2 separate regions of the Mus musculus genome follow, and region 2 is linked to region 1. A link is a loop called in an ENCODE intact Hi-C map of the cell type or tissue named here. Cell type or tissue: heart. All regions are shown on one strand. Each heading gives the region's core, and the rest is flanking DNA. Links, peaks and the distances in the headings are about the cores only.

The links. Peaks named below come from ENCODE experiments on the same cell type or tissue, not always from the same donor. Only the 100,000 strongest peaks of a DNase experiment are listed, where the experiment ranks them.
Region 2: a loop joins it to region 1, with 3 times the contacts of the local background. A loop is called at or near these places in 14 of 42 quality-filtered maps.

The regions. Positions count from the first base shown.
Region 1 is chr10:120,864,524-120,881,076 of GRCm38, forward strand. It overlaps Msrb3 (methionine sulfoxide reductase B3), which reads right to left. Exons shown (of 7, transcript NM_177092.4): 2 at 6,512-6,628. The coding sequence starts at 6,587. Among named protein-coding and RNA genes, the nearest start is that of Gm15910, 15 kb to the left of the region's middle. In heart, for the core only: CTCF peaks have their summits at 8,251 (motif pointing left), 11,342 (motif pointing left) and 11,880 (motif pointing left); DNase peaks (open chromatin) are centred at 8,058, 11,868 and 12,248; H3K4me3 peaks cover 1,933 bases; H3K27ac peaks cover 6,288 bases.
Region 2 is chr10:121,250,520-121,267,072 of GRCm38, forward strand. Tbc1d30 (TBC1 domain family, member 30) reads right to left here. Exons shown (of 13, transcript NM_001361015.1): 13 at 13,300-16,553. The coding sequence ends at 16,306. Among named protein-coding and RNA genes, the nearest start is that of Gm35404, 16 kb to the left of the region's middle. In heart, for the core only: no CTCF peak of the experiment used is centred there; no DNase peak of the experiment used is centred there; H3K27me3 peaks cover 1,113 bases.

The DNA.
Region 1 (16,553 bases), core at 5,230-13,229:
TGGTTCGTAAATCCATATGTTCTTAACTGGATATTCCTTACATACTTTCAGATTTTTACAATGCACCTATGTGTTCAATGCTAACACTGCAGTACAAGCTGTGAAAGAAATGTAAAGCCAGCGCCACCTACTGGAAGGCAGGTGTAGCAACCAGTCAGCTGCTTTCTAATTCTGTTGCAAACTATGCAGAAACTTGTCTCTGTTTTTAAAGTTATCCCTCTTTAAACAAACAAACACACCACTCCTGGCCTGTTAGTGTATATGGCATGTACGAGGCCCCGCATCAAGCCTGAAGAACTGCATGCTCACATGCACACACACACACACACACACGCTCATGCACACACACACATATCACACGTACACATCATACATATCTGTGTTTCTATGTATTCTTCAAAATGTTAGTATAATTAAAAATCTAGGTGAGATGAACTTGTGGAAATGGTGAGCAGAAAAATCAGAACTGTACTAGTGACAGCAACAGAGAACCAAGGGCTACCAAACCCTGGTCCTTTTCACAGTGGTTTCCTGTCTGCCTGAGAACAGGCTCTGAGCTCCTCTCGCAGAGCCCAGGGGTTTTAGAACAAGAACAATAGAAAACGAGAAACTACAAACACATTGTGTCCACAAAACTGTTTGTTTGATTGGTTGATTTGTTTGTTTCCTAGAAGACCATAGGAGGTGGTCCGGATTTTAACAGGCCTATTTTAACAGCACTAACAGAGACTGTGCTGTTCCAGTGGGTAGGCGGGGTGATTTTAAAGTAGATGTAACACCAGTTGCTGCTAATGAACTATTGTCAGTTTTAATTGAAAATGGTGCTTTTTGCTTTACAGAGATGCTGTTGTGTGCATCTGTACTCAATAAAGTACAAACATACTAATTTGCTCCACAGCTGTGACCAGATGAGCCAGAGTTCTTAATTCTCGTAGTAAGTATAAGAACTATGTATGCACCTTCAAACAACTAATAAACCAATGAACTCATACTATTTTAGAGAAAAAGGCAAATAAATTCTAGATGGTACATATGTGTGTGTGCATTTATATGTGTGTATATATATATTTATATATGTGTGTGTATGTATACATATGTGTATATGTGTATATATAGGTGTGTATGTGTATTTGTGTGTGTATATATGTGTGTGTATGTGTATATATATGTATGTATATATGTGAATATGTATATAGTGTGTGTATATATGTGTGTATATGTGTATATGTATACATGTGTGTATGTATATATGTGTGCATATATATTCGTTTAAGAAATACCAACCACCAGACGCTGTGTCACGTTCTAGAGTCGCAAGCCCCTGGTTCACTAGTTCTCCTCTCACAGAGCATGGTCTTTGTATTTCAAACCCCATTTTCGGAATGAGCCCTTGGGAGTTTTCATTTATTCACTAGAACGCTATCTTCCCAAACGACCTAGCAGTCGTGGGCTGGTTTGTTAAACAGGTCGATGAGGTGACTTCAGAGTCTCAACTGCTTCCTGTGTGCATGGTGTGAAGTGTGGCTTATCACTAGAACTAGAACTAGACCTATCTAGACAGCGCCTCTAGTTGGCCAAGAACTACCATGCTATCTGATCTAAGCCACCGCAATACCAAATTTTCCCTAGGATTAAAACTGTGCATCAAATTTTGCTGCACGATCCCTCTTCGGATAGTCCTTTCATCTTGCTTTAGTGACGAGGATTCTGGTGCTCAAGTACTACCTAGCAGACTTTCCTGTAGGTCTGGAGTAATAATTAATACTGACATTTGCGATGTAATTCACCTCCAGCCAGAAATGAAAACTGTAGCTAAGAAGAAAAACAAAGCACGGAATTCCATGATGGAACAGATTATCTAACTTTCCTTCTTCATTTTAAAGAAGAGGAGAAGGAAATCTGGGCAGGCTCACAGACATGTCCAGGGTCACACACAAGCCAAGGACAGAACTGTGGTCAAAGTTTCTGCTCCGGGCCCGGGGTGCTTTATAATACTTACAGGAGCTGTTGTGGGAAATTACCAAGAAATCCTGAGTGAGAAAAATGACCTTTAATGACAAACATGAGTGAACCATAACTCAGATGCACCTAATAAGCTCTTAGTTAAAATTATGCATTATTAAAAAAATAAGGAGAAAGGCAAGCCAGAGCTGGAAAATGATAAATCACTTCTGAGATACAGGCTTCCAGCAGGCCAGCCCATTACGATCAATCTTAGGAGCCTGTTTCAATTATTATTTCCTTTTAGCTCTGGAGTTATTTTGTATTGAATTATTATTCAAAATCAATGTTGAATAATTATTCAAAATTAATTTGCTATTCGATATTGAATTATTATTCAGTACTCAAATTTAATGGGGATAAGGAACCAAAATCTTTTTTGATTTACAGACATTTCTGTCGTAATGGGTTTGGGCCAAGGAACAGGGATTTAAAGCAAGAAATAAAAATTTCATGTTAATTTCCTATGCCTCCCATTTTGCCCTCTTTCCCTCTGTGTACCAAGTCGTAAAGGTTAGGGTTCTCGTCATCACAACGACATTTTTTAAATTTGAAAGTTCAAATAGTTTGTATCACTGTCGCTAAATCTAATAACTTTCTCAGCGTGCCTGCCTCTCAAAGAGTAAAACCCCATTAGAGGCGTAGATAACAAGCTCGCTCACTGCACTTCAAATAAGAATGACCCTTGAAAGTGAGAGAAACCCTAACCAACTCATTTGCCAGTCCAAGGGAAGAAAAAAAAAAAAAGGTTTCTCTGGGTTTTTGTCAATATGGGGTGGTGAGAATGGAAGACACACATATTTACAGAACGTGACGTCTGGTGCTGGACAACATCCAGCATCCACAGGGAATAAAGACATCAAACACAGGCTGGGGAAGGCAAGATGGCTCAGTAGGTAAGGGCACGTGCAGCCAAAGATGGCAACCTGGATTCAATCTCCAGGAACTATGTGGTCGAGAGAACAACACACCCATAAGTTGTCACCTGACTGCCAGAGATGCACAGAAGTAACACACACACACAACATCAGTGTTCAAAAGAGACAACAGACGGAGAGAGGCGATATATCTCAAGCAACATGCATTTGTGGTACTGTTAAAGTAAAAGAAGTTAAATGAAAATTTATTTATGGGGGTTGGAGAGATACCCAAGATATAAGATACAATTTGCTAAACACATGAAACTCAAGAAGAATGAAGACTGAAGTGTGGACACTATGCCCCTCCTTAGAATTGGGAACAAAACACCCATGGAAGGAGTTACAAAGACAAAGTTTGGAGCTGAGATGAAAGGATGGACCATGTAGAGACTGCCATATCCAGGGATCCACCCCATAATCAGCATCCAAACGCTGACACCATTGCATATACTAGCAAGATTTTATCAAAAGGACCCAGATGTAGCTGTCTCTTGTGAGACTATGCCAGGGCCTAGCAAACACAGAAGTGGATGCTCACAGTCAGCTAATGGATGGATCACAGGGCTCCCAATGGAGGAGCTAGAGAAAGTACCCAAGGAGCTAAAGGGATCTGCAACCCTATAGGTGGAACAACATTATGAACTAACCAGTACCCCGGAGCTCTTGACTCTAGCTGCATATGTATCAAAAGATGGCCTAGTCGGCCATCACTGAAAAGAGAGGCCCATTGGACACGCAAACTTTATATGCCCCAGTACAGGGGAACGCCAGGGCCAAAAAGGGGGAGTGGGTGGGTAGGGGAGTGGGGGTGGGTGGGTATGGGGGACTTTTGATATAGCATTGGAAATGTAAAGGAGCTAAATACCTAATAAAAAATGGAAAGAAAAAAAAATTAGATACCTTGAACTTTTCATGCATGTTTAGTTTAAAATATATTTTGATCTTTCAGAGAGCACTAAAAGATTATATAGAATAATACATTTGAATAAACTTTATAAAAATAAAAGTGCATCAAAAATTTAAAAAAAAATTTATTTATGGGGGCTGGAGAGATGGCTCAGTGGTTAAGAGCACTGCCTGCACTTCCAGAGGTCCTGAGTTCAAATCCCAGCAACCACATGGTGGCTCACAACCATCTGTAATGACATATGATGCCGCCCTCTACTGGTGTGTCTGAAGACAGCTACAGTGTACTTACATATAAGTAATAAATAAGTCTTGAAAGAAAGAAAGAAAGAAAGAAAGAAAGAAGGAAAGAAAGAAAGAAAGAGAGAGAAAATTTATACACATTTAAGTGTTTTTAAAAGCCTATTTTCATGGAAAAATATAAATCCAAATGGATATAAATATATATCCATTTTTAAAAATATAAATATATTTTATAAATATATATCATTTTTGTAATGAGCCTAGTGAAAATACCTATGGTGCTTACACTGGGCAGTGTCCTAACCTTTTTGATACGCTAATTTATTTAATTCTCACAGCAGCCATTTTGGACAGGACCTATTATTTTCTTTCTTTTGAAAATATGGGAACTAAGACGTCCAGACAGTAAGAGTCAAAGCCAGATTCCAATTTCCATCAGTCTGGATCCAGAATTGCTTGCTGAGCACTGAGCACCCTACTGGAATGGCTTGCTCCTTACCGGGTTCTGTTGAATTTATGTCTGAATTGTTTCGTCATCAAAAGTTCCAGTCATTTGTATTTCAACTCAGCAGTGTCCTTGTGGAACACTTTATGAGCCTGTTACATTTTAAGGAATACACTGCTCTTCTATAAACTCTGTGTCTCCGCTGTGGGTAGCAAACTCGCCCTACAAAACTGTATGCTTTTCCCCGTAGCGGTATTTACAACGGGGGTTAGGGAGAAAATAGACACGGAGCCTTGGCTGTACGTTTGTGGTCCAGTTGTTGTTGCACGTGTCTATAGCGATGAAAAACTGCCGTATGGTAGAAAGGTTTCCCTCATGTGCAGACACAATGCAATGGGTGAGCCTTGCCAGGTCTGCAGCCCGCCTCTCTGTCTCTGTCTACCCTCACCTTTTCCCATCTGCTCTCATCACCGGCTTCAAGACTCCCGACTCTTGATGTTACCGCGCGCCCTCAAATCCATCCACGCACGCGCAGGCCAGGGAGCAGCGTACCAAAAAGGGGTTGGGGGCGGGGCTCTGTGCAGTAGGCTGCATTTACTCCTGAGTTGTCATAGATCAACAACGTGAAATCTACTTTTTACAAGTGCCTTCTCTGACACTTGAAATCAAGTTGCTATCTCAAGCCCTATCATAGCTGTGTAGGAAAACCCAGAGCCCCCCCCCCCCCTCCGCCACCCCTTGTACTGGAAATCCCCCTCTCCCCACTCCGGGCCATGCAATTAACCGCTGCGCATGCTTTGCGATCAGCCATCTTCCTTGTGGAGGCCTCCTAAGCTTCAGAGAGCCACCTCCCTTCCAAAACTTCTGTCACTACAGAAGGCAGCTAGGATCACTCCGCTCTTGCTCCCCACTCTACCCAAGGCACAGACGTGTCCAGTCTAGCCACACCAACATATGGTCAGAGGGCCTCCTCCGGTTTTATTTCTCTCTTCTACTTGTTGAAAAACCCAATCAACTGAGCCTTGTTTATCACCATATCCCCACTGCTCACGGCATGCATTCGACTCTTTGTAAGTGTTTAATAACATAATAAAATTCTCTACCGGATATATTGATAAAGATGTATACAGTAATGGGACTATAAATAGTATTAACAATCATATTCACTGAAGTAAAACATTTGACCATTGCGAATTTCATAATAAAATTGAGATACTAACTTAAATGTTATAGACACACAGTGAAAGTTTGAACTTTTATGCTTCTTTGGTTTAAGTGCTTAAAAATCACATCTTTAAAAAGTATACTGGTTCTATCTTATCTTATTTTTATCTTTTAAGACTTATTTATTTATTTTATGTATGTGAGTTCACTGTAGGTGTCTTCAGACACACCAGAAGAAGGCATCAGATCCCATCACAAATGGTTGTGAGCCACCGTGTGGTTACTGGGAACTGCACTCAGGACCTCTGGAAGAGCAGCCAGTGCTCTTAACCACTGAGCCATCTCTCCAGCCTGTGGTTCTAATTTTGGACCCAGTTTGAAACATGCTATATCCGTTCTGTTTATTTGGTTCTTGTTAATAGAAACTCTTGGCTACAGTATACGTGACACAATTACCTTAAAGTTTCCCATTTTCACTTTTTCCCTAAAGGATCGGCCACATGTACAGCGAGAAGCTTGGCATTCCCTTAACAAGCTGAAAGTTCTACCTCCTGTGCACTGACTTGTAGATGTGTACCCATGCACTGGAGAACAAGACGACACGGGGAAACACTGGTGACAAGTGAGTGCTGGGCGAGGGACCTCCAATATTGAAAGGACCATGGAAATGGGTGTCACTCAGAGGACGGTGAGGGTTTGTAACCAATCTCCATCTTTAAATTAGGGTCCAAATAAAAGAGATCAAGTTTAGTAAAGCATGCTGGTGTACCATTTCCTGCAGCAGAAATACCCACTCTGCCCGGTGCCCTACCACAGAACAACAATTGGCAACCTGAGGGGAGCCCGCAGGCTCTCGGGGCCACGGGCTGGCTCTTCGTCACCAAGTGCAGCAGGTTGAAGGCAGACATAGCTGTGGTATCTCCAGCAGAGGCAAAGGCAGCGGCAGAAGCTGAGTAGGAAAGAGGAAACAAAAACAACGAATTAAAACCTCAGGAACGGTAGGCACACTCATGGAACAACTGATGGCTTGGGTTGACCTAGGGCTAAGCGCACGCACAGTGCTAATAAACCATAGTGCGGCGGTTTCGGATGGACAGCTGACTCTCCCTGCCACTGTGAATTCCTGCACTCGCTGAGGAGGCTGGCTTTATCCCCAGTACATATGTGAGTGCAATCGAGGCTCGAAGATCCAAGGACACAGAGCAAACGTGGTGTGGGAAACGCTCATTTAACAGCAGAGCCAAAATGTGTCCTTACGTAGAGACTTGCCCTTTAAGACAAGGGAAAAAAAAAAAAAACAAAAAAACAAAAGATGAAGGACGACTATGAGACTTTGCTCCACAATCCGTTAACTTTGAAGAAGGCATAGGGAAGGTGCCCTTTCGTTTAATTCTATGATTTTTAACCTCTAAATAAAATTCTGGGAGTAGAACTCATGACCCAACATTGAAAGGGGTAGAAAATATTTTACTGAAGTCTTGAGAAATGAATCACGTAGAAGAATCCCCAACCTATACGATATTAAGACAAAAGTCCAGCTTGTGGGGTTTTCATAAGCATGCCACACAGGGCTGTGATTGGTGCGTAAACATCTCACGCAGGGCCATGATTGGTGCGTAAAGATCTCACGCAGGGCCGTGATTGGTGTGGACTAAGTTCAAATGAGATTGAAGAATACTGGGTGATTATCAATCTCTCGTGTTTTATTTAAAAACGCCGTGTTAAGTAACTTCAACTGCCTAATGTCCAAAGATGGAATGAAACTAATGTCTTGATCATTTCCTCGCCGCCACCCCCTCCATTCCCTACCCTGAAATAAAAGTCTTTTCCTGGACTCTCCTGACCCCCTTGAAGAGCAAACATGTGATAAACAGTAATCTATTTGACCAAGTCGCTCTGGAGTATATCTGACCGAAATCTGCTTGTATTAACATGCCTGAACTCTGACTTTCCCAAACTAAACTCACTACAGAAGCAAAACATTTTTGTGTTACTAACTGGAGGGGTTGGGGTGGGGGTGGGGGCTAAGAATCACAATGCGCAGCCTGAGAACCGTTAGACATAAATAAAGATGTCATTTTCACGAGTGACTGCGGAGCAGGCAAAGACTGCATGCCTTTGTAGCAGACTACTGGCTAATAAAAGATCAAAGGTCTATACCTCACAACGCCGTAAATAAAAATGTAAGTTTTTTTTTCCCCCTCCATGAGACCCTTCCCCATGAGGGATAAAGTATGTGCGGTAAATGTAATTACTTAGCAAAGCTGCGGCCTCTCAGTGCTCCCGCAGCTGACCATAAAATGCCTTCCTATTCCGTTTCATCAACCGCTGTACCAGGCGGCCTGGGCGCCTACGGATCACTGTGGCCATCTGGCTTGTGTCAAAGCCAGCACACAGGAAGCAAGGCAGTGACGTCACTCCGCAGGTCAGGCAAAGAACAAAGATGCCGGCTACAATTAAAAGCCTAGGACTGCAAATACCAGGGGCTCAAAGTGGCTGTGATTTAATAGTCCTTACTCGATCTTTTTTTTTTTTTTTCCCCTACCCAAATAGCCAGAGCGCCATCTAGTGGCAAATTGGTCTTGCCCAGTTTGGGGGCGTTTAAACTGCTTTGTTTCCTTTTTGGTGCTTAAAGTCGACCCTGGAAGTGCTATACTAACACCAAGCAGTGCAGCAATGGATAGAGTTACTGACACAGACACCTTGGCTTTTCGGATGTGGAAGAACGAAGGAACACAACCTGTCATGGTGTGAGCCACTCACAAATCTCCCGTGTTATAGGCTGGGCACTGATACAGCCTTAATTACGTGAATGCTCACAAGTATGTTAGAGAAGGTGGGCAAGTTTACAGAATGCTTGTGAAGTGCCCAGCACCCTGGGAATATGTGTCTGAGCCATGGACTGAAAGGCAGTTCTGCCCACCTGTGTCTGCATGCCCTGCTTAGCTCCGTCCAACAGAAGCACCCACGAGATGCGCCTTTAATGTGTCCGGTCCGGGAACAGGAGCATGGTAAACAATATTTTGGGACTGAGGTTTTGAGGGAAGAGAGGGAGGAGTGTGTATTTTTACACTTGCAATAGAAAACGGACCCTGACGACAGATGTAAAATACACAACCCATTCCCAGAAAGATGCCTGTCACCGTGGATGTGTGCTAGCTTTGTTGCCGGACTGCCTGGCTGGAACTCTGTCTGTCTCTGTAACTGCTTGTATGACCTTGGACAAGTTACTTACCTTTGCTTCTCCGACTCTAAAATAGCAGTTCAAAAGAGCAATTAGCTAAAGGGACCTCTCCTAGTATGTGGTATATGTTTTTTTAAAAAAAAGTTAGCTGTCAGATATTTGCTTAGTATTACATGAGCCGGAAAACATTTACGAAAACTAAATCTCCCATCAGTACATTCTGATCCTGGTTTCACCTCTGCTCAACTCTTCCCAGGTCCTCCCAGACCCCTCCTCCCCATCCATCTAACTCCATGCCTTCTTCCTGTGTTTCTCACCACATCCTATCCTGTCCCATGGCCCTGCTGGATGCACTGCTCACGGTTTCCCCAGAACAAGCCTCCGTTGCGAGTCCATGCTCTCTGATACTGTTTCCCACCATCTGCTGGTCACAGCATAGCTTTCCCAGCGCTGACCCTACAGAACGCCTGACGAGCCCCCGGCTCTCCTATGGCAGTTTTCAGGATACTGGTGTGGTTTGCACTCTTGCCTCTTCTAAATTAACGCTGCAGGGCAGGGAGGGGACCTTTTTGTATCTCACTACCCAGCACATGACAACCAAGCACTCAGTCACTTCCTGAGTAGAAGACTCAATGTAAATGATTAACCTATAAAACTGGTTGTTCTGGGCATCTCATTTCCAGTGTTGTCTCCCCCAGCTGCTTTGCTAATGGTGCTAAAAGGAATTGAAATCTGTGACAGTGTATGATTGCCAGCCAGGGCTGTAACAGGTGGGATGCTGAAAAGCACCCTCACTAAAAATTCAAAGATAATTCAAACACCTTATGATTTTCAAAGATTTCTACTTTCCTATCTAATACCCCGACTGCCTCAGAATTCTAACGTCCAGATCATGACTGAACTCAGTTTGCGAGTGGTTTTGGTTTGGGTCTTCTCCGACTCCCCCGTTTTCCTCTCTGCCCTGCAGTTGAACAATGTACTAGCAAGAGAGAGCATTACCAGGGAATCCAGAGAATTCACCAAGCTGATAATTAGTTCCAGATAGAGCTGACTGTACCCGTGGACTTGAAGTGTCAGCCCTGAAGGTCGGATCCCTCGCCAACAAATGCAAAGAACTGTGTACGTGAGGGGTTTTCACAAGCTGGTGAAATGCTCTCCCCCCAACGCCAAAAGCCGATTGCAAATTAGAATGTTGTCGAGGGCAATTTTTAAAAACATAACACTCAGATCTCACCACGGTCTTCTTTCTCTCCTGAAAAAAAAGGTGTGCTGACAGCAAGAACCAAGAAAGCAATCTTACAGGGTTTCTCTGTGTAGCCCTGGCTGTCCTGGAACTCACTCTGTAAACCAGGCTGGCCTCCAACTCAGAAATCCACCTGCCTCTGCCTTCCAAGTGCTGGGGGTTAAAGGTGTGTGCCACCACTGCCCAGCTCAGGAAAGCAATCTTAAAATAAAGACCACCCTTGACAGAAAATGCTCCACTGACCCGTGCAGTCTCTCAAACCCCCACTTTCCCCATTTCCCTTAGTAGAAATGTTACCATAGCATCTCTGAACCTCTAACTAAAATGCCTGCTATAAAGTCCAACTGGAAACATTGTGTTCATGGGCATGGGGCCTGACATACTTTATGTTCAACTGTCATTGGCTGAATGGATGGGCAGCTCCTTTAGCTGCTGCCTCTGTGAAGTCAGCGGCTGGATAGGTAGTGATGGCACCACCTCTGCTAACTCTGATGCGCGGAAGCCTGGGTTTTAAGAGTGCCCCAGTCTTCCGAACCATTTTCAAACTAAAATTAGGAAAGTTGAGAACTGCTGCTTTAAAATGTCTTTTTTTCTACCACAGTGCAAAATGTACCTATGCACTGTTCTAACGGGGCCATTGATGTCGCAGTTTATATGTGTTCTGTGTTATATGTGTATTTCAGCTACACTTTGTCTTCACATGGGTTTTAGCGATCTGAACTCAGATGCCCTGTTTCTTTTCTTGGTATATAAAAAGCATCGACAAGACAGAAAAACCCACATAAAGCAGTTTAATTTTTAATGTAAAAAAAAAAATACTTTCAGGGGGAGGACGACTGGAGACTGAACCTAGGGCCCTGCCCCTTCTAGACAATCCCTCTGTCACCACACTTCATCCCAGGCATTTCTGTCGCTTTTTATGTGAAATGGGGTCTTGCCGGCCTTTAGCACAGTCTATATCCCAGGCAGGCCTCCACCTCGTGCCCCTCGGCCTCGCCAGGCCCAGTTTAGATCTGGTTTTTCAATTGTTTCTTTCTGCTGTTCTGGTTTTCCTTTTCGAGTCCTTGAGATCACACTAAGACCCTCACTGACCACGCTACGCTTCAATGAGGTGTTTTACGCTGAGGTTTGCAAGCCTCCTCCGTAAACATAGAGCTTGTGATATCAGTCATTAGAGAGGCACATGGCACCCCTACATTAACACTACAGATCCCACGGAACAGAGGCGCAGCGCCCCCTGGCGGCATCTCCTATGGCTGATGGTCACTTTCTCCCTTTGCAGAAACCGTGTCTGTATCTCAAACACTATTCCTTTTATCCCAGCCTGGTCCTTCGACTCCCTCTGGGTTTCTGTTTGCTTACTCTCTCATACTTAATCTTTACCTTCCAGATGCTTGCAATCTGACAGAGAGCTATAAAGCTCTAGAGCTGACCTTCCTCAAAGCCCCCAGTGCCTCGTTTTCTAAAGGTTTCTAGATAACAGTGCTATCTGCTTGTGTGTGTGCTGTGTGCTTTTATTCGCAGGAACTTCCCTATCGTTTTATAACTTCATAAGCTAATCTACTTCATGTTATTTAAATATTTGCACGCGTGCATTTCATATTACCATGAATAGTAACCGGATTCAAGTGTCCGAACTCTGTGAGTCTGAACGTGTGATTCCGAGGTAGCTACTCCTACTGCTTGCTATTCTCTGGTTATTTCTGGCTCTCCACTTCCCACGCTAGGAATGCGGTTCCTCCTGCTGCCCCCTGGTGGTGGAGAGGCCACACGACACGTTCCAAGCAATACATAAGCTGCAGAGTTGGTCAAAGTGGCGCTTTCCCGAGCCTCTTAGCTGTTGGTGTGAAACCATACAACGTTTGCTTTTCTTCTGTAATAATCCCAGCTCTACGGTTAGTCCAGAGCAGCTCTGTTAACCATGACCCCGGAGGAAGGGAACAAGGAATAGAACTCCCATCTGGCCCACAGAGAGTATGCAATGCAAACAAGAAGGGAGCCTTCAGCATGTGCAGCCCTTGGTATCTGCAATAGTTTGTTCCAGCAAGAATTACCGTTCGGATAAGAACTTGTTTGACGTGCCAGGGCAGCAAGTGATGGAGCCAGAAGAAAGTCTATTTTAATCTCCTCTACTATATTAAAAATTCCTTTGGTCTGGAGAGAGCCCCGAAGTGAAGAGGGAACATTTTTCTTCTAGGGGAGCCAAATTAGTTCCCAGTAGTCACGTCACAACTACTTGTAACAGCCGCTCCTCCGTGGCGATCACGTACCCCTGGCCCCAGGAGCACCTGAATTCATGCGTATCTACCCCTACTCCCGCCCCCAATACAATTTAAAATAATATATGTTTAATCCTCACGGACAGGAATTCTGGTGCTAAAGATTACTGTACCTATTTCAGAAAACGCATTCCAGAAACATGAGAAGTCCACCGCCAAGGTCATGGAACGTCACAGAAAGCCTACGGTCGCTCTCCCATTAATCACCTCGTTACTGACTGTCCCAAAGCTCCTCTTATGGTGGCAGGAGAGGACTTGCCTCCTAGATAAAGACACTGAAGACCAGACAATTGCTGTTTCACCACAGAGAGGTAACTCTGCCCCAGTCCTTCAGAAAGCAAAGCGGCCAGTCACTCCATGGCAAAGTTGGTAAAAGTTGAATGAATGGATGGATGGATGGATGGATGGATGGATGAATGAATGAATGAATGAATGAAATCCTTTATCCCAAAATGGCTCCACAAGCACTAACCACATCCGCTGCAGCATCTTACTGATTCCACAAGAGGGGAGCCTGCACACAAGGGCACACAGACACGATGCTCGCATTGTAGCCAATCAATAAATACAAGGAAAAAACAACATATTTGCCAGTAACTTTAGTTACTCCAACCCTAAGGTTAAGCAATCATAGAAACCGTTCCATTTTTTTTTCAACCTAAAAATAAGCAGCCAGCAACAACAATAACAACACACACAACACCAGACACAGACACACACTTATACACATGCCACACATACACACTCACACACTATACACACACACTCATGCAAATACACACATACCACACAACACACACATACACAGACATATGTGCACTCACACACCATATACACATTCATGCACACTCACACACACATACACACTGCATATACACACTCAAATGCACACACCTGTGTACCCACACACATATACACATGTCATAACAATATAAGCTATATATATGTTATTTTTTAATTTTATATATATACACATATATTATGTTATTTAAAAAAAAATAACCCATGGACAGATACTTGGCTGTTTCTGAACACACTGCAAACACCAGCAGCATTCTTCACACATGAGAACAAAAAGGATTTAGCAAAGAAAGCCAGAAGGGCAATCAGAAGCAAGTCTGAAGGCATCAGGCTCTTCATCTTGTGAAGCACAACTTGACCATAAAATGGCTCCCTAAAGTCCATCTTCCCTGTATAACAGAACCCCCTGGGATGTTAGCTCAGCATACAGTCACAGGTCTCAGTCTCCCAGTAACTAGATTGGAATATGCCACTGAACCGTGGGAAAGAAAACGTAAGTCTGTAGACGGTGTGACCTGTCAGAGGGACTTTAAAGGCGAAGTCGCTTGCTTTCAATTTCATGTCCCCCACTCCTGGGACATGGTTCACAGTTCATAAGCATGTGTAAGCCCCAAACAGAAGTGGCTTGATGAAGAAGGCCAGGCTATAAAGCCACGAACCAAAGACGGTTGCCAAGTTTGACCTGGCACATGAGAGAAAAATAAGTTTCTGTAGTGTCTGAGTCCCTCTGCTGTGTCTCTCTCTACCACAGCACAGCTAGTCTCTGGGCTATCACAGGCTAAGCAGTAAATACACGGGTGCTGTAAAATGAACAATAGACAGATCACAGCATCAATAGACTAGTAAACACTGGTAGACAAACTACAAAAGCAATGGAAGAGGAACCCTTAGCTATCAAATATCTGGATATTACCCAAGTTTGAAAAGCCAATATACATTGCTATGACTATATCAAAATTATAGAAGTGTCAAAAAATAATGATTTGAAGCCACCTCAGTGGAGTGAGACAGAGAGGTGACACTGGAAGGTATTGCTTAGCGCCTTTGCAGATCTTTTTTATAAAAATAAAATTAACATAGGAAAAGCATACTGTGCTCCAAATGACCTTTTCATCCAAAGAAAAACACTTCCTAACGTTGTCTGAATTGGTTCTATAATTCTTGGCCTGGGACTGTAAGTTAAAGTATCTATGTCTATGGTATCATTTGTGTGGCAAGGTCTCACTAAGTAGCCCAGGCTAGCTTCAGATTTGTGAGGATTACTGAGGCAGGAGGATTATGTTGAGTGCAAGGCCAGCCCAGGCTACATGAGAACCTGGCCAGCCTGGTGTACAGGATAAGATCCTGCCTCAAAACAAAACTCAGCTCCTTCCTTCCTTCCTCCCTCCCTCCCTCCCCCCCCCCCTCTCTCTCTTCCTTTCTTTCTTTCTTTCTTCACTAATTTATTCTTATTTCTATATTTCTGATTGTGTTCCAAAATATTCCCAACTACACATCACCAAGATTGCAGGCGTGATTTCCTGGTTCTACTGAAACCACTGCTACCCAGGGGACACTAACTGACCACAGCTCTGTTTCCATTCTGCGGCCTAAATGTATCCTTCTCTTCTGACCTAGGAGGGGGAACCAACTCTAGCAGAAGTTCTGCTGCTCCGAGCAGAGCCATTCGCTTCCGATCTGATCCCCCTCACATCTGCCCGGCTGTCTGCTGCACGCGCCCTGGGTACTGACTCTGCTCACGTGCAAACACGACTTAACATGCTCCAAGACTCATCCCCATCACCAGAGAACGGTTCGACCAATCTATCCCACTTTTAAGACCTATCAGAGTCACTTCTCTTGCTGCTTGTAGAGCTCCAGCCTTCAACAGACTCTGACTCTCACATTCTTTATTATTTCTAGTGCCTCCCTCGGCGCCTGGCTCTTAGGAGACAGCCAACCTATACCATTTGAATGAATGAATGAATGAATGAATGAATGGATGGATAGATAGATAGATAGATAGATATTATGTTCTGATTATGACCCACTGCTCAGTTCCTCCCTAAAATATCCCATTTCCTAGAGATCTCTACAGATCTTTAGTTTCCTTACCATTAAAATATGGATTATAATAATAGTTATTTCATTAAAGTTTGCATTAAATGAAATGTGTTATAACACCATATAGCACAGCGCATGAATTTTACATTCCCTATCCTGAAGGAAAACAAAAGGAGGAAGAGGAGGAGAAGAGTATGGAAATGAGGGGGGGGGATGGAGAGGAGGGAGGAGGGAGAAAGAGTTATACAATTACAGAATTTAATTAACTTAGTTTAGAATATGGAAAGGTGAGACCATTAAACACATAACTTCACAAGAATGATTTTTTTTCTACTTCAGGAATTACACTTTAGTGACCTTATATATGTATGTATGTATTTATGTATGTACGTATGTGTGTATGTATATATATATATATATATATACATACACACATACATATATTTCTTTACTTTGACAAAAAGTAAAATTTCAAATTTTGCAACCAGTTGTTTCAGATGACTTAGAGTGACCCAGCTTTGTGTGTGCAAAAAAATCAAAGGGCTAAGCAGCTCTTATCAACCCCAGCAGAAGTTATAAATTACAGTTTCAAGGTTACTGCCCTGCAAACATAAAGTATTCAAGGGCTGAAAACTAATTTTGCACATGACCCTGAGAATTATTCATAACACTTGCGATCTTGGATTCCCAGCACTTACACCCTTGTGACTGATACAGTAATCTCTCACCGAAATGCCAGCAAATTCCATTGTCTCAGGCCCCTCTTTGGCACAAAATTTGGTGACTTTTTATATATTCCACAATATATTACCATATGCAGTCAGCTTATCCAATAAGAATGGTCCAACCTCCTTATTATGCCTTTTCATAATTTTTTTAATCAAATGATTTTTAAGGGATATGCTAGTTTTTAGTGAATTACCTCAGGTTTAGGAAATAAATATCAATATATCTTTTCTCGTTTAAAAAAGTATCAGCTACTCAGATATTAAAAACAATGAATTTATGAAATTCTTGGGCAAATGGATGGATCTGGAGGATATCATCCTGAGTGAGGTAACCCAATCACAAAAGAAGTCACTTGATATGCACTCACTGATAAGTGGATATTAGCCCAGGAACCTAGAATACCCAAGATACAATTTGCAAAACACAAGAAAATCAAGAAGAACGAAGACCAAAGTGTGGATACTTATTCCTCCTTAGCATAGGGGAAAAAACACCCATGGAAGGAGTTACAGAGACAAAGTTTGGAGCTAAGATGAAAGGAAGGACCATCCAGAGACTGCCCCACCCAGGGATCCATCACATAATCAGCCACCAA
Region 2 (16,553 bases), core at 3,820-11,819, 380 kb after region 1:
TGTATTGTGCATTTACTCGGAGTAATGTAGGCTACGGTCAACGGCAATTCCAGGAAGTTCTATCGCCATCAATCTGCCCCCCACCCCCTTGTTCTCCTTGCTTCAGCTTCCTCCTGGCCTGTCGTCATTTCAGACATTGCTTTCTCTTGAGAGTCTTCCTTGACTCCGAGTGTCCAATCGCCTGCCTCTCGTCTAGACTCTCCTGACACCTCGCACACCCTTGCTCTAAAACCTAGGCACACTCTTCTGCCACTCTCCTTCCGTGCCCTGACGCCAGTCGACAGCTCCTTCAGAGGGAGGGATGCCGTTGTCCCAGTGCCTTGAGTGCAGAGCCCCAGAGCAGGCAAGTGACAAGTACTTAGTCATCACTTCCAAACAAATAATTAAATACGTGAACAAATAGAAATTAACACTTAGCAGTTAACCATCTCGAGATCGAGAGAGATCACAAAGGGTTAAGTGCTGTGTTAATGGCATGTGTACCTCCCGCAACTCCAGTGAATAAGCCATTAAACGTTTTCTTATATGGTAAGTCACAGTGAGACAGCATGTGACTTTGGTCATTAAATAAATTAATAAACTGTTGATCTGAAATAATGTCCAGGATAAAACTGTGAAACAAAGTAAGGCAGGAACACATGGTTATTTAATTCCCTAGAATTAAAGATACATACTGGGCAAGAATCCCGTCGCAATGCCCAAATCTAAGAAACACCAAGCTGCTAGTCCCCAGTTCCTGTTAAATGCTGGTTGTTACAAGAGCAGATTCTAGAAGCATCTCATATGGGCCCTAAAACAGTGCAGCCCTTTTTCCTACCCCCCAACTCCAGAGCAGAAACAAATCTGCTATTGTGCTTTCTGTTACTCGCAAGCAAATTTAATCTTAGTTCCTACAACTTCCTGAAGGAAATGAGTTGTGAAAACGAAGCGGCAGTCATCCAGACGCAGAGAAGTAGGCAGGGGGTCACAGAGGAGTAAATGAATTGGGCACAAGGACAGAAATCGAAAGACAAGGACAGGCCCTAGAATAGTGGACACGGGCTGTCCAACAAAGGTGAAGGGAAGAGACAGGCTACCAGGCTAGGAGACAGGCAGGAAATTAACCTGAGATAGCGGGGGACCAAGGCCGCACAAAGGAGCCTTTGTTGTCCCGAAGAGGAAGGGAAAGTATACATTGTTTCTAAACAGGAAAACTAAGCATTTGAGTTAGCGCTGAGAAAGCTCTCTTCAATAGAGACCCGCCTGAAGGGAAGCAAACTGGAGCCAGGTAAGTGGCTGCCACAGTAGTTTACAACAGTGGTTCCCTGCCTTCCCAACACTGTGTCCCTATAATATGGTTCCTCATGTTGGGGTAACAACTCCCCCCCAGCCATAAAGCTATCTTTGTTGCTACTTCATAACTGTCATTTGTGACAGTTATGAATCATGATGTAACTATCTGTGTTTTCCCATGGTTCTAAGTGACCTGTGAAAGGGTTATCCAACGACACCCAAGGGGCTGAGACCCACTGATTTGGACATCCATAACCCTACATCTGCACCATCCAAAACATCACAACGAAGTCTATCCCTCAGACACTGGATCACCAACCGGGCAGCACACACCAGCTGACGTGAGGCCCCGACACACACACAGCAGAGGACTGCGGGGTCTGGGTTCAGTCAGAGAAGATGCACCTAACCCTCAAGAGACTGGAGGCCCCAGGAAGTTCAGAGGTCTGGTAGGATAGGAGTGGGGGAGACATTCTCGTGGAGACACGGGGTTGGGGAAGAGGTATGGGATGTGGAACCCTCGGAGGGTGTACTGGGAGAGAAATAAAATCTGTAATGTAAAATAAAATAAAATAAAATAAAATAAATAAACAAAAAGAAGCCTAGTCCTACAAATTGAAAGAGACAAGGAAAGTCAACAGATGTGTTGTGAAGATACCTACAGCTAGCTCCAGCCATCATATGAAATGATAACATTTTTTTTCAAAACAACAATATTCCGTATTGGTTTGGCCTAGTTTGGTGCAATCCACCAAACCTGCTCCTGGCCTATGAAGCCAAGCCCCCCAATAACCGACCCCTAGACATTTGCCTTTTTCTGCCCTGTGTTCTGGCCCTTGTTGTGGCTGTCTATCAGCTACCAAGACTCCTGACTGGCTCTCAGCTCTCGAGTGCACCACAACGCCTGGCACACCTCCTGGGACAACTGTGTCTCTTCATTTGCCTTCTGAGATTCCCCGCCTTTGGGTCACTCCCCTTTGCATGATGACTATCGTCTCCTTTGCTGACTCCTTGTCACCTGAGCAACCTATTAAATGCTTCCGAGTCCCCAGCTCAGTGTTTCACCTTCCTCTTTCCATCTACATAAGGTTTTCTCAAGATCGACGCTACTGATATTTTGACCTGTCTGTCCTGTACTCAGCTGTCCTGTGCACTGTAGGACACACCGTGGTACCTCTAGCCTCTAACCACCAGAGGTCAGTAGCTATTGTGCCCCACTGAAACTACCAGAATAGTTAGGGACCAATGTCAGCATCCACAGGAAAGTCTCCTTTGGCTGTTTTAGATTTTTGTGCTCTCTTCCAGTCACTGGGTTCTAGATAGTGTCTATTGGCTGGTGGTTCCGCAATTCCCGCATCCAGAGCAGACTTCTCTCCAGAACTAAATAGAATCTTCAGTTTCCCATTCAAAAGTTCGTCCAATATTTAATACACACCCGAACCCACCTCTCAGCAGCCGTGACTCCACCCTTCTAGCTGCTCAGACTAGACTTTCCCTGTCATCTCTGACTGGTCTCTTATTTTCACATTCTGCATCCTGCCAAGAAATCCCACTAACATTCCAGATCGCAGGGAGGATATAGCTGTTTCTCTCCAGCTCCACTGCTTCAGCCTTGGCTCAAGACACCACAAGCTCACTCTTTGGCTACTGCATCAGCCTCCTACCAGGCCTCTCTGCTTCTGTCTGATATCCCTTCATGTCGGTTCTTCATGAAGCAGCCAGAGCATGCCTTTCGAAGCATGTCAGATAATTCCACTTCTTGCTGACAGTTCTTCGTTGTTCATTTTAGCTAGGTTTTGTTTACCTGTTTGTTTGTTTGTTTGTTTGTTTGTTTGTTTTTATCCATGTGCAGAATGTTCAGTATAAAGAATGGTGGCTTGGGCTGATGGCTTTGGAGGCTCCAGCCATGGTCAGCCAGTTCTACTTCGATGAGCAGGTTCTAGGTAAAAAAAGATGTACAAGATGCAGTGGCTCACGGTGTCACTTTGGAAGAGCATGCTGGAGCAGAGCTATTTAGCTAATGTTGGCATGAAGAAGAGAAAGAATGAGAGGGAGAAGGGGAGGGAGAGGAGGGGGAGAGAGGGAAGAGGGTGGGAGGGAGAAAGAGATAGAGGATGGGGACAGAATATGCCCCCAAGACATGACTCCAAGGATCCACCTCCTGTGACCATGTCCCACCTTCAGAGCATGCCACTAAATAACAAACCTATCTATGAAGTCTAAGATCAAATCGCATACCCAAATCACTATGTTGAAATACTGTTGCATTTGAAAACCACACCTCCAGCCTGTGGGGAAACGCTTACCCAAACAATAGGTGTATCTTTGCATTGTCCTCGGAGAAAGTTCAGCCTCCGTGCAGGTCCCTGTGTGAGCTAACCTCTATTTATTTTCTGGCTTTATTAACTGCTCTTCTTAGTTACCATCCACAGAGACAAGAAAGCTGAAGGGAGCAGGCTGGGTAGGCAGACCCAGAGTTCATGTAGAAATGTTCTTTTCCAGTTGCAGATACTGTGTAGACAGCTAGTCTGTAATCTAGAACTCAGAAGGAATTATGGGCTGGAAGCAGCCATTTAAAGTCGTTGTCATAAAACAGTATTTAAAACATGAGCCTAGAACAAGTCTCCAATGGGAGCAGATATTGATCAGCAGACCATGGGTTGAGCTCTAGGACACCCCAATATTAAATGGGTGGGAAGAAAAGGAGGAGCCACAGCAGGCGGCTGAAAGCGGAAGTCAATAAGCTAAGAAAGTGCCCTGCCAGCTACGTGAAAACTTCTCCGGGAAACAGAGAATCGAGTATTTGCATACCCAAATGAAGTATATACATATACAGATATGTCTTCCTCGGTTGTGCTTGCCCGCCTGTCTTTACCACATGGTCTTGCAGTAACAATTCTTTTCTCCCTAGAATACCAACTCTCTTGTTTGTGGAAATAGGGTTCTAGTTTCGTTAGATAAACCTAGGGCCCAGGTAGGGTGTGACTAGACCATATGGTGTGGAAATATTAAATGACACATATGACTAATATCTGATATCTGCAAGTTGGAACATTATTGGTTACTAATCTTGTCAACTACCAGAATGGGTGGCTGCCTTACCGTCAGCATCGTCAGAGCAGAGATGCGGCATCACATGATGGCTAAGACTCCATCCAGTGTTTTCCTTGTGTTTGTTCCTTTAATTTACTCTTCCATTACCTTCTCTTATGCCTGCCCACTCCCTGTGGAGTCCTTCTGCTTCGCCAAGTCTTTCTCTTGGTATTAATTATCTATTCAGTTTCCAGGGGTTTCCCAACACTTAGAACCAGGTGGCTTGGCTAACACAGCTAGTTCTTCCAGTGATACCAACACGTGTTGATCCAGCCAGTGTAATACTGAGGGTTACTATAGCCAATGGCAAACAAACCAGAAGTGCCACTTGGGTCACCTTGGTAAGAAAAGGTGTGACTTCTTATAAACATTTACTCCCCCCACCAAAGCAAAACAGAAAAAACTGAGGCTACCTGGCCTTATGATCACCCTTTTAAGCTGAAACCTCCTGGAGATTGGAACTGAAAAGGCCCCACAGGCCATGTTCCCTGTAAACAGTTATTGAGCTCGATAAACTAAAGGTCGGACCAGGGGTGGTGGCTCCCGGTTACCATCCTACCGTTGAAGAGGTTGACCCAGAAGATTGCCATGATTTTGAGGCCAGTCAGGGATACAGAGACAGAGACAGACAGACAGACAGACAGAGAGACAGAGACACAGAGAGAGGGGATGTGAATGGATATGAGACTTGAGAGAAGAAGGAAGGGAGGGGACAGAGCAAGGGAGGGAGAGAAGGAGGAAGGGAGGAAGGCAGAGAAAAGGAGGCACCGCAGACTTCAAGGGCACGTGGTGTGTATACCTTGTGCTACCTGTGTCCGATGCCCTTCACCCACACTGTTGCTCTGCACATTCCCTGGACAGACGTCCATCTGTACCACATTTTACTAAAACCATGGAACTAAGTCACCACTTGAGATTTGTAAAACACCATCGATGAGTGGAATCTAGCTTCTCTTACATTTCTTGATATAGAATTGGAGCCTGTAAAAATTAGTCAGATCGATCTCAAGTACCTATGGAACAGACCCTGAGAAGACTTAGCATAGGACCTTGGACTTCAAACTGCTCAGTAAATGGGTATTGAATGACTCTGAGCTGGAAATCATGAGAGGAGATCCTGGGCCATAGAAGGCAGGCTAATTAGAGCATACGCAGATTACACTCTTTAGCGAAACTGCCCCATGCGTATCTCATCAGTAGGGAGGTGTGGAGAGGGTATCCACAAAGGCACTGGTCCACTGATGAGGTTGCCAAATTGTTGGTCTCTGTAAAGAAGAGGTTGAACCGATCTCCTTCCAGAGTTGTTCCAGCTCCGAGGTCTCTGGAACATCAAGACATACAGAGAGCATCTATTCCATTGCTAGCTCTGCACCCAGGAGGGTGACCTTTACTCCTGTCCCCAGTGTGACACCTTACCTTACATATTATTTTCAAAGGAGGGCTGCCGCACTTTGCCTTCTGTACAGCCTGGGACAGACACCTTGTGTAGCCTCTAGCAAGTTTTAAAAGAAAGTTATTTGAAACCATTCATCAAGACGCGGAAGTCTTTGGCAGCAAACTTTGTACCTGAGCGCCTCTTGCGAATACATATGTACATACTTGCGAGTACATATGTCTGCGAATGAACAAAATGGGCTCGAGGACATAGGAAAAACAAAAGAGCCATCCTTGTAACCTAAAGGGCAGCGGGAAGTGCCCCTACATACACACAGCCCTCGCAGTCCGGCAGATGGCAATGTTCACGTGAAGCAACAGCGGCATCTAGTGGTCAGATTGATGAATCGCAAGTCCTCCAGTGCCAGTAATAGAGAAAGGGAGACCCCAAAGCTTGCTCTCTCTCCTCTCAAGTAGATGTAACCTGACAGATGATTGGGAAAACGAGTGCAGAAGACAATCATTAACTTGACCCATCTGGAATTTACTGAACACTTCATCCCAGAATGTAGGTTAACTCTACTCTTAATCCCCTGATAGTCGATGCACAGCCAGAGTCTTTTCCAGAATGCACATACCCTAGGCGGCTGCTAGTGTGTACTGCATATGAAAACTACTACCTAACATCTGTGGTGGCCAGTTGTTTGCTTACTACACTGATGAAACTTTAAAACTCTCATGAAGAAGACACATTCACCTCTCATCCTAGAGTGCAGGGGATGCTGGGATTGACAGGAGGGCTTGCAGAGGTTTGCCAGCCAGCCTAACTAGGTTTAGTGAGAGACTCTGTCTCAAAGGAATAAGGGGTAAAGTGATAGGATAGCTGATGTCCTCCCTTGTGGAACAAGTGGCCTGCCACCAGACAGAAGAACTGGTAAGGCTGAGCAGACTCAGAATCTCAGAATTAAGAAGGGCAGGAGTGGAGCCAGCTTCCTGCCACGATCTACTTGTTCGTGTAACTATGTTACTTGTGTGTAACCATGGCACACACGCATGAACACACAAACACCCAGCAGACCATGCAATCAGCCACATAGCATAAAAACCTGGAGTTCTCCATGCTAATGAGGTATCAAGATAGGCCAATGAGCTTCCCTCCCTGGGCATCCCTTCCTGCAAAATGTATTTAATCCCTGGTTCACCCAGAGTAAGGTGTATGCATTTACATTTGCAATCAAATAAAAGTTTGGACAAGCAAGAATAGTCTCTTCCTTACGAATAGCCACGAAGGGGGGGGGGGGGGGGGGTAGGGCGGGGGCGGGGCTTCGTGGTAAAAAGCCACGCCCAAATCTCCAGGAAGAAGGCCTTCTCTCTCCCAGCCCCTCTGTACTCTTGGGATTCATTCTGAACCTAACAGGCAGCCTTTCCTCTTCCTGCTTGGCCACAGACACCCTGAGGGGAAGCGAAGACCAGGGATCCCCGTGCCTACTCCCTGCGGTACCCCAGCAGCAACTGGGTACACAGGAGACTGGGACCCACAAGCAAACATCCCAGGTGCCACTGTTTCCCACCCGAGAAGAAACCGACTGAGATCCCTGGTAGTTACGGATGGCATCCTGCCTCCCCTGAGCAACGTGCCTGTTCTCTGAGCACCACAACGCGAGGCGAACACGCAGCCTGACACTCCCTCCGTCTCCATGGTCCATTGTACCTGTTGGTATTTCCCCATCTGTAACTACCCTGGTAGTTGGACATAGATATACAGAACTCTGTGTATGACTGTCCCCTTTTCCTGAAAATTTCTCTCAAACACCTTCACAAGAGCCTCCATAGCTAGCTGTCTGGGACATGAGCTAGGGGCTCTTCACCTCATGTGACTTCTCTCACAGGGGCATTTATACACATGGGGCGGGAAGAGGCATCAGTGAGATTCTCCATCTTCAGTGAGAAACAGGTAGTGGCCAAATCGGTGGCTTTCAAACTCTGACCTCCAGGACCCCAATCTTCTAGATTATCATCGGCAAGAAAGAGAAGGCACGGGAACGGGTGTAGCCTCTTTCCCCCACCTAGCCAGAGTAGCTCTGTACTGCCTGGGTAGTGCAGTTTGAACACAGAGTTCGGTTGTAGATCTGGAAGTCCAGAAACACAGGGACTTAGCATGGTGTAAAGACAGCACTCAGATCAGTAGAATGGACCACTTGACAAATGCTGTGGACAGCCTGGGTAAGCACTTGGGAAAAATATGTTAAGAGGACACTTTAATGCACATCTTATGTAAAAGTGAATTCCAGAAAGAGACAAGCATAAAAAGCAAACCGTAAGAGAAGCAAAAGGAAAACAGGATGTTTTACTAAGTATGAAGAAGTAGAGAAGGAGGCTCTCCACATTTCACAGGACCTGGAAATACAAAGGGGAAAACGATAGATGATCCAGATACATGGTAATAAATTAGTAGCAAATTTTGTCCTTGGTCGTAGCTGCCTCCATGACTGCACTGAGAGAGGCCTAGAAAGAGGATAGCATTGTCTCGCTGGTTAAGACTACATTTCATCAGAACGAAGGGAATATTAAGTCATCACTGACTCCAAGAATTCCTTAAAGTTGTTGATGTTAACTGTGGCGACTCCGTTTGCTTTCCTGAGGAAAGATGACTAACTCGGGACCCCATGTCGAAAAGATTTCATCTGTGACATGATGTCAAGCTGTTCACAGGTGGCATCAAAAGCAAAATCCGTGCCAGAATGTAATGAGAACTGGCTTACAGATTTCTCATTTTTACTGGATGTTATGGTTTGTATATGCTCAGCCCAGGGAGTGGCACTATTAGGAGGTGTGGCCTTGTTGGAGTAGGTGTGTCACTGTGGGCGTGGGCTTAAGACCCTTCCTCATCCTAGTTGCCTGAAAGCCAGTCTTCTCCTAGCCGCCTTCAGATGAAGATGTAGAACTCTCAGCTCCTCCTGCACCATGCCTGCCTGGATGCTGCCATGTTCCTGCCTTGATGAGAATGGACTGAACCTCTGAACCTGTAAGCCAGCCCCAATTAAATGTTGTCCTTCTCAGAGTTGCCTTGGTCATGGCATCTCTTCACGGCAGTAAAACCCTAACTAGGACACTGGATTTAACTACTCACTTCAACGAGTTGAACATCCATCTCTAAGGCAAAGGCAGCTAATCAATGTATCCCCTAAGTCACGCCAGTGTTCCAACGGAAACTAAAGCTATGGCATACTTGAACTGAGGCGATCTTACGCATGCTGACACATCAGCTAAGCATCTTTCCTGTGGACCCTGAAACCTGCATCGCCTTGCTTTTCTATGTGGTAAAGGAATTTGAAAACAGACTTCAGGATATCCTGGGGGAAAAAAAATAACATTTTGGTATACTTGGGACTCGATTTTCAGTTGACGTAAATGACTTATCAGTCAGTTTTCAAAGGGAGTAGAGAGCCTGCCATCTGGTATTGACTTAAACCTTTGATCGTGCCCTTCCTAGACTTCCCCAGGTCCGGCTTCCCAGGGGCAACTATCCCTTGATTCACAAACATTTCTTACTCGGGTCGTCACTTGAAAGAAGCACCTGTGGGAAGCCACATGTGTCGTTGCTGAGTGGCACTGACTACTGCTGGCCACCACGCATAAGATTGGACAAACAACCAATGTGTACATATGCAGTAAAGTTTTTTGCAAAGACACTGCCTGGCCCGGGCATGATAATGAGGTTCTATAAGGTACTGAGAGTATAACCAATCAGATGTGAGACATGCAAATGAGGTATGATAATGAGGTTCTGTAAGGTACTGAGAGAGAGTAACCAATCAGATGTGAGACATGCAAATGAGGTATGATAATGAGGCTCTGTGAGGTACAGAGAGAAAGAGAGAGTAGCCAATCAGATGAGGAACATGCAAATGAGGCATAGTGCATAACCAATCCGGGTGTGAGACACACCTCTCCTAGGCCTATAAAAGCAGCACCAGTTCTGGGCTCGGGGTCTCTTCGCCTCTACAATCAAGCTCTCCCAATAAACATGTGCAGAAGGATCCTGTTGCAGCGTTGTTCTTCCTGGCCAGTCGAGTGCGCGCAAGAAGCACCTATATTTGCTTGGTTGGATTTTATTTGCTTTATTAATGGTAGTAGTAGTGTTTTCTTAGGATGTGGGGATGGCCACATGGGTACCTTTAAGCACGCCTTCACTTTCAGTTAACTGCCTAGACTGTAGGCAACTCAACGTTTCTCAGACCTCAACACCCTTTGGTCCAAGAGCTCGTTCACACCAGTGACTCCGCCACTGTGTTTACAGCTTTGGGAAAAGGCTTACAAGTTCTTCTGTCCCCTTGTCTCAGGAGGCCTTTCTCACGTGCTCCCAGTGAGTGCTCCAGTGGCTCTGCTGAACCCCACAGGGCTTGAGAGGCTCCCAACCCAGCTCTCTTGCTACACTGTAGACACCATCAGGGATGCGTGGAGCTTTTGGAGGAAACTCGCTTTGAGGCCACCTAGGAATTTCACTCAAATTCCATTCTGCTCCCAAATATACTGCTGGGGCTTCTAAATTTTGTTGAGTTTGGGAGTTTTAAAAACAAAGCAAAAAACTAACAAACAAATAAACAACTGTTCTCATTTTTAATCATTCTACTTTTCTTAGCCATAAAAGCAACAGATGTGGCAAACAAGATATGGGTGGGGGCAGGGCATGGGTCATACTTGGCATTGTGTCCCATGACAGGAGAAGATTCAAGGCCTACAGAGGTTCAAAGGGCCTAAAGGCACCATGCTCCCCCTAAAGCTGCCCCAATACCCCCAACCTCACTCCCCTCACTTCCCCATATTTTCTGCTATAAGGATGGAGAAGACAGGGAAATAAGAGAGATCTCAGAAGATGTATGTGTTACCTCTGCAATGGGGAAGTGCTTTTCCATACCAGTGATACAACCAAGCTGGCTATCATCAAGAAGCAGAAGGTGGTTAACTGATGTCACAAAAGTTATTAGGATGAAGTGCTGTGAGTCAAGTCTGGTGCTAAGCCAACGTGACTTGGAATGAGCCTGTGTTGTCTTTCAACTCCACGATTCTCCAACAAGCTGTCCCCTCGTGGTAACCGGCCAGCGGCCAGCATCGCCTTGCAGGCTTTTTCCCTTCCAAATGTAAGTCCAATAGATCAAAGTGAGTCTGCTCCCCTGAAAGCTTGAAAGGAAAGCCTAGGAATTGATTGATTTTCTTTGCTCAAGTGGGAGCCAAAGATCAGTCACCACACCCAGGGTGGAGGAAGATGTTGAGGGGCTCTCAGCTTAGGCCTTGGACTCTGGGGCCATCAATCTCACCAGAAGTATAGACAGAGGGAGGCGGGGGCTAGCTCACCAGGCAAAGCCAGTCCTTTGTTATGGAAGGAAGGCAATAAATTCTGATCAACAAGGATAGCCTAGGACCACAACAGGCACCATGAACCTGAGATTGTGGTTTTACGGATACGGACATTGACGTTCCCAAATGTTAAATAGCTTGCCCTTGGTCTTAGGAGGAGGAAGTGGCAGAGATTAGTGACCCCACTGATGTGGTGTGCCAAGACTACAAGAATGAGTAGGTGTTCCTCAGACCAACTGGAACAAGGAAGAGGTCTAAGCTCTCTGAACATGGAGGAATAAAATATTGAGGAGCTGGGACGTTGGGGAATCTTCAAGTTATATTTGACTGTCATAGTTTGCATAGTGTCTTTCCCAGACGCCTGTGTGGTAAAATCTTGGTCTCCACCCTGCTACTATTTGAGATGAGGTAGAAAAATTTCAAAGAGGCCTAGTGAGAAGTCTCCAGATCATTGGGATGTATCCTCGAAGAGGCTGTAGACTTCTCTCTTGTCGCAGGTCATCTCCACTCCGGCGGAGACAGGAACGACACGGGTTCACGCAGTAGCTTCTTTACTTGCTCTCCTTCTTGCAGCTTTTCTTACAACAACTCCCTTTACAACAGCTTCTCTTACTACTACTAGCTTCTACCTAGGGCAAAGGCTAAACAACCCTCCTATACTCCCACCGAATGACCTCATCTAGCTCCACCCCACCTCATCCAATCAGAATTCACACACGCTCCAGGCACGAGCTCAAGTCGGTCACCAATAGGCTGACAGGTCCAGATCACAAGGAACGGTCCAGCCTGGCAGGCAGCCCACACATGCAGCCTCATGGCACATGCTCAGGCAAGGCAGTAAACATCTTGGCCCATGCGGCTACATCCAATTCCCGCACTCTCTTTTCCTTTTTTTTGGTTGCTTTTGATATCTGGCTATAATGTGGTTGACTTTCTCCCACTACCACCACCATCTTGCTACATACCCAACACAGCAACGGCCAATCAACCATCTACAGAAGGTTTTGGGAGCGTGAGCCTAGAAATCTCCTTTTGGTTGTTTCAGGTATTTGTCACAATAACACAAAACTAATTAATTATACCTTCTTGTCAGGCAGCTAGCAAGGAAAACTATCAGGCCTCGGCCAGACAGCATACTCTGTGATTTATCAGCCAGGTGGCAATGGTCGAGAGTATAACCACCTTGCTTTGTTTCCTAGAATAGTGATCCCTGAGGGACATATAATGCCTGACACACAGAAGCCCAACAAATGCTCACTACCGCTGTTCTGGAGATGCTAAATCAAGAATGCAGATGATCGGGGAGAGACCACGAGGAAACAATAGAGAATCATTCAGGATCTTCCTAACGAGTTTGCCCTTTATTTCTCCAGAAAGTCAGAGGAATAGAAAGATGGGCCTGTTAACATTTTCCTTTTCCAAGATCACCCGGGCAGCAATATGATAGAACATGGGTGATGAGCAACGCTCCCCCCCCCCCACACTACACACACACACACACGCACACCTGTTCACCTACAAACTAGGAAGAGTGTGCTTCTTCACTAAACACCAAACCTACCAATATCTTTACCTTGGACCTCCAGTCCCTAGAACTCCACAACTATCTATTGATGAAGCCACCCAGTTTGTGATCTCTTGTTATGACAGTGGGGCCAAGATACTCAGTGTCCTGTGTGGGAGCTGATGCCAGACCCCATTCATTCCCCAGCTTGGGGGAGCACAAGCACTGTTATCAGTGAGCCATCATCCACAAACAGGTCCCACATCCCATCCATAGCTTTAAAGCAGAGGCTCCTGGCCACAGATGTTGCTGACTTTAATGAACGATCTCATGTGGGGAACAGAAGCTTCCGTTGCTATGATCCACCCCTCCACCCCCATCTCAATCATTTCTATAGTCTCTAAATCTTATTTATGGAAGCTTGGCGACCTGAGTTCAACCCCCGGAAGCTGTGAGAAGCAAACACACGCATGCGCGCTTCCTGAAAAAAAGATCCACGGCTCTAAAGGTTCTAAAACATGCTACTTTTCTAACTTGGGAAAATGACGTATTCGAAATGCTGCTTCAGAGGACTGCTGTAAGTGGCAACGGAAGTAGGTTGGGAATTACATAAGAATCTATGCGGAGAGGCGCAAGCTGCTGGACACGTGACCCTAGCTCTCGGTCCAGGTGGAGTTTTTCAAAGACCAAGAAGTAAATTTATATTATTGCTTCCTTTAGTAAACAAAGTAAAAGAGCAGGTCTAAAGGTCAACTTATATGTACACCATATACGTATGATCTCTCCCTCCCTGCGTTCCTCCCTCTGGCCGCTTCTATTCAGGAGCCTGCTCTTCTGTCCCCTTCTGGGCAAATGAAAAGGTGCCCTGCACCCAGTGGTAAGAGCAGGAATGAACAGGGCCCTGAGGAGCCTCAATGAGTCTCCCTCGCTCCTGTGATCAAGCGGGATACAGGAGAGAGCGTTGAGAAATGACTAGGAGGAAGGAACGCTAAGCTTCCTGCACATTCAGACAGGAAATGACTCCGCCACCACAACAGTGAGAATCTTTATGCATATATCTCTGTGATCAGTACAGTTCTTCAGAACTAGACAAAAGAGAGAGAGAGAGAGAACATTGTTCCAAACAGTTACAGCCATAGATCGACATTACAAACTAGGTTTAGATCTAGATCTTTTTGGAGAGGACTGAGGTGCAGTTGACTTCCAGAAAAAGTGCTGAAAGGGTACAGGCAGACTCGGAAATAAACTGCAGTTATTAAGTTCTTCCGGTGTTTGCATACAGTGTCCGACACGTGGGGAAGATGGACAGTCACAACTGCCCCTTTGTACATGCTGTGGGGAGGGGCGGGGGAGGGGAGGCTATTACAGAGTTCTTGTTCTCTAAGTGGCAAGGCTCAGAAGTCCGTCAGTTCACATTGTGATTACCTGGTACAGTGCATGCATGTTATCAGTACAGAGAGCTTTAACAGGAATCTGTTGGGTTTCCTAAATTGACATGGTCATTTTTACCACACACACACAAAAATATTCTTCCAGCTATTCGTTCAACCAATACTCGGCCCATACCCTGTGCTGTCTCATCCGGCTCTTTCTTAAGATATTGGGGGACGAGATACTAAGAGAACAGTTGATAGACAACCCCACCCAATTATCCATCTCTCCCTCCAAACACTAAGACCCTCAAGAGCCAGGGATCTTGGTGGAGAGAGAACCATTTTCTCTTCAAGTCAGTCATGGGGTGTGTGTGTGTGTGTGTGTGTGTGTGTGTGTGTGTGTGATGCTTAATTGGAATGATCAAGAGAAAAGATGATAATTAGGTGGTCGTTGTGAATGAAGTTTAGTAGATAAAAGAAATTCTCTTCTTGTGCTTAACTTTGGGAAACAGTGGGTCTCATCATCTGGGGGTGGCATACAAAGTAAGCCCACGCAACCCCCCACCCACAGCCTTCCCTACAGACAGAGGAAGTGGCCTGCTAACTTCAGATAGAACTCCAGGCCCAAACTGTAACAACTTACCAGCTATTCCATCTTGCATCCTTTGGGGTAAAACTACCATGTGGGGGATTAAATGTGTCATTCCTGTAGTGGTTTTTCATTCAAAAGAGCCCACACAACTCCACTCTATCTGATTAAAAAAATGAGTACTTCTCATTGTAAAAGCCTTCTGAAACCAGATTTGGTTTCAGAAATAGCAAAGCAACTCACTCAAACCAACATTGACGGCTTCAACAGAGTTCCTGGGAGGAGCCAAAGGCTCTGGGAAACGAAGGTAAAGATATCACTGTATTCTGCTAATGATGGTGGAGACGGAGTGGAGAGCCCTTCATTTATCCAAAGGATAGACGCGTGAAGCATGTTGAAAAGGAACTAAATTTTCATGGTGAGGCAGTTTCACAACTCATTCTGTGAACACCATTCCGGGACTCTATACCAGCTAGAGAACGAGCCTTTGAATTAGGAGGCTGTGTATTAAATGGCTTCCTAGTCTTGGCTCATACAAGCTCTGTAGTCAGTCAGTGCGCACGGACAAAGAGCAATAGACCAGCTTGTCGTAGAAGAAACACTGGATTATTTACCGTGAGTTACTGAAGTGCCACTTAACCTGTGTGGCTCAGAGTTCCCAACTGCATAGTAGAGACAAGAGATGCTCTCCCTCTGATCTGCTGGGACCAGGGTAGGAGTGGAAAGACAGAAAGAACATGGGGGAAAGAGGGCCTTCTCCAGAGAAAGGCAGTGTTCAAGTAACAAAGTAACAAAAGTACTGCAACCCGAAACCACAAAATTCAAGTAACAGTCACTGTGCGGTGTTCTGGTTTGGAGCTGTGCATCTGCAGTGGAGAGAGAGCTGGTAGCGATCAGAACCATGTTCAGAGGATGCTGGAGTTCCACACAGAGCCCATCGAGTCCTTGCGAGAAAAAAATGAGCCTCCAGAAAGGTGGCAATCAGCAAACCGTTCAGAGCAGTTGCTTAATGCATAGTCCACCTGTGTCTCTGCATATAGTCTTCAATTTGGCTATTGACTTCAATTTCGTCTTATTTGAAGATTTTCTTTTTCACAGGTAGAAATAGAAAGTTAAAGAAAGGCTATCTTGACATTTTTGCTATGCTTTAGCATATCAATAAAAAATAATCTGAAGACAGGTATTAAAGTATACACATGTGCACGCGCACACACACACACTCTCACCCAAGCACACACAGGCACTCTTACTCATACACACACAAACTCCCTCCCCTCCCCAACAGAGCAGAAAGAGGAACATCAGGAAGTTTTTTTGCAACTAAGAAACTTACTTTCTACGGTTTTAGTTCTAGCAAGCTGGTGTTCGTTCATGCTTGAGTATTAGTGACCTCCTGAGGACAGAAAGGTCAGGGAATGTGTTGTTTCAGGGATCCAAAAAGGCCCTGAGAAGGCCAGAAGAGGGCTTAACAGTCTACAGGTTGTCTTTTCTAAAGAGCTCACAAGGAAAATTGGGGAAACGCCATACTTGAGACGCACAAGATTTACTTAGTCACCAGAATCCACTTTACCCAGCAGATGGGCAAAGGTCCCATCTGGTCCCCACCATGGAACTTCCAATTCCCGTTTGGATGGGGCTGATGGTGCTCAGCTCTGAACCTCTCAGTTCATTCTTATTGGACAAAAGAAACAGGAAGGGCGTAGCCTGCCACGTGAGTCTAGCCACTGAGCCACTTCGAGGCGTCATCGCTTCTTGGTGCTGCTGTTCCCAATGCCGGACTTGTTGAAGCCCCTGCTCATCTGAGGGAAGTGCACGTTTGGGGTTCTTTCTGTGGGGCCATATAACCCCAAATTCCTGGCCGTGGCTGACTTTCGCAGTGGCTTGACACTGGGAAAGGGGCTGAAGATGGGGGTTTTTGAGGTGCTTCCCGGGAGAAGTTTGATGGCAGTCTGGTTTTCTCCAGGGGCATCGGCTAACTCTGAAGCGTGCC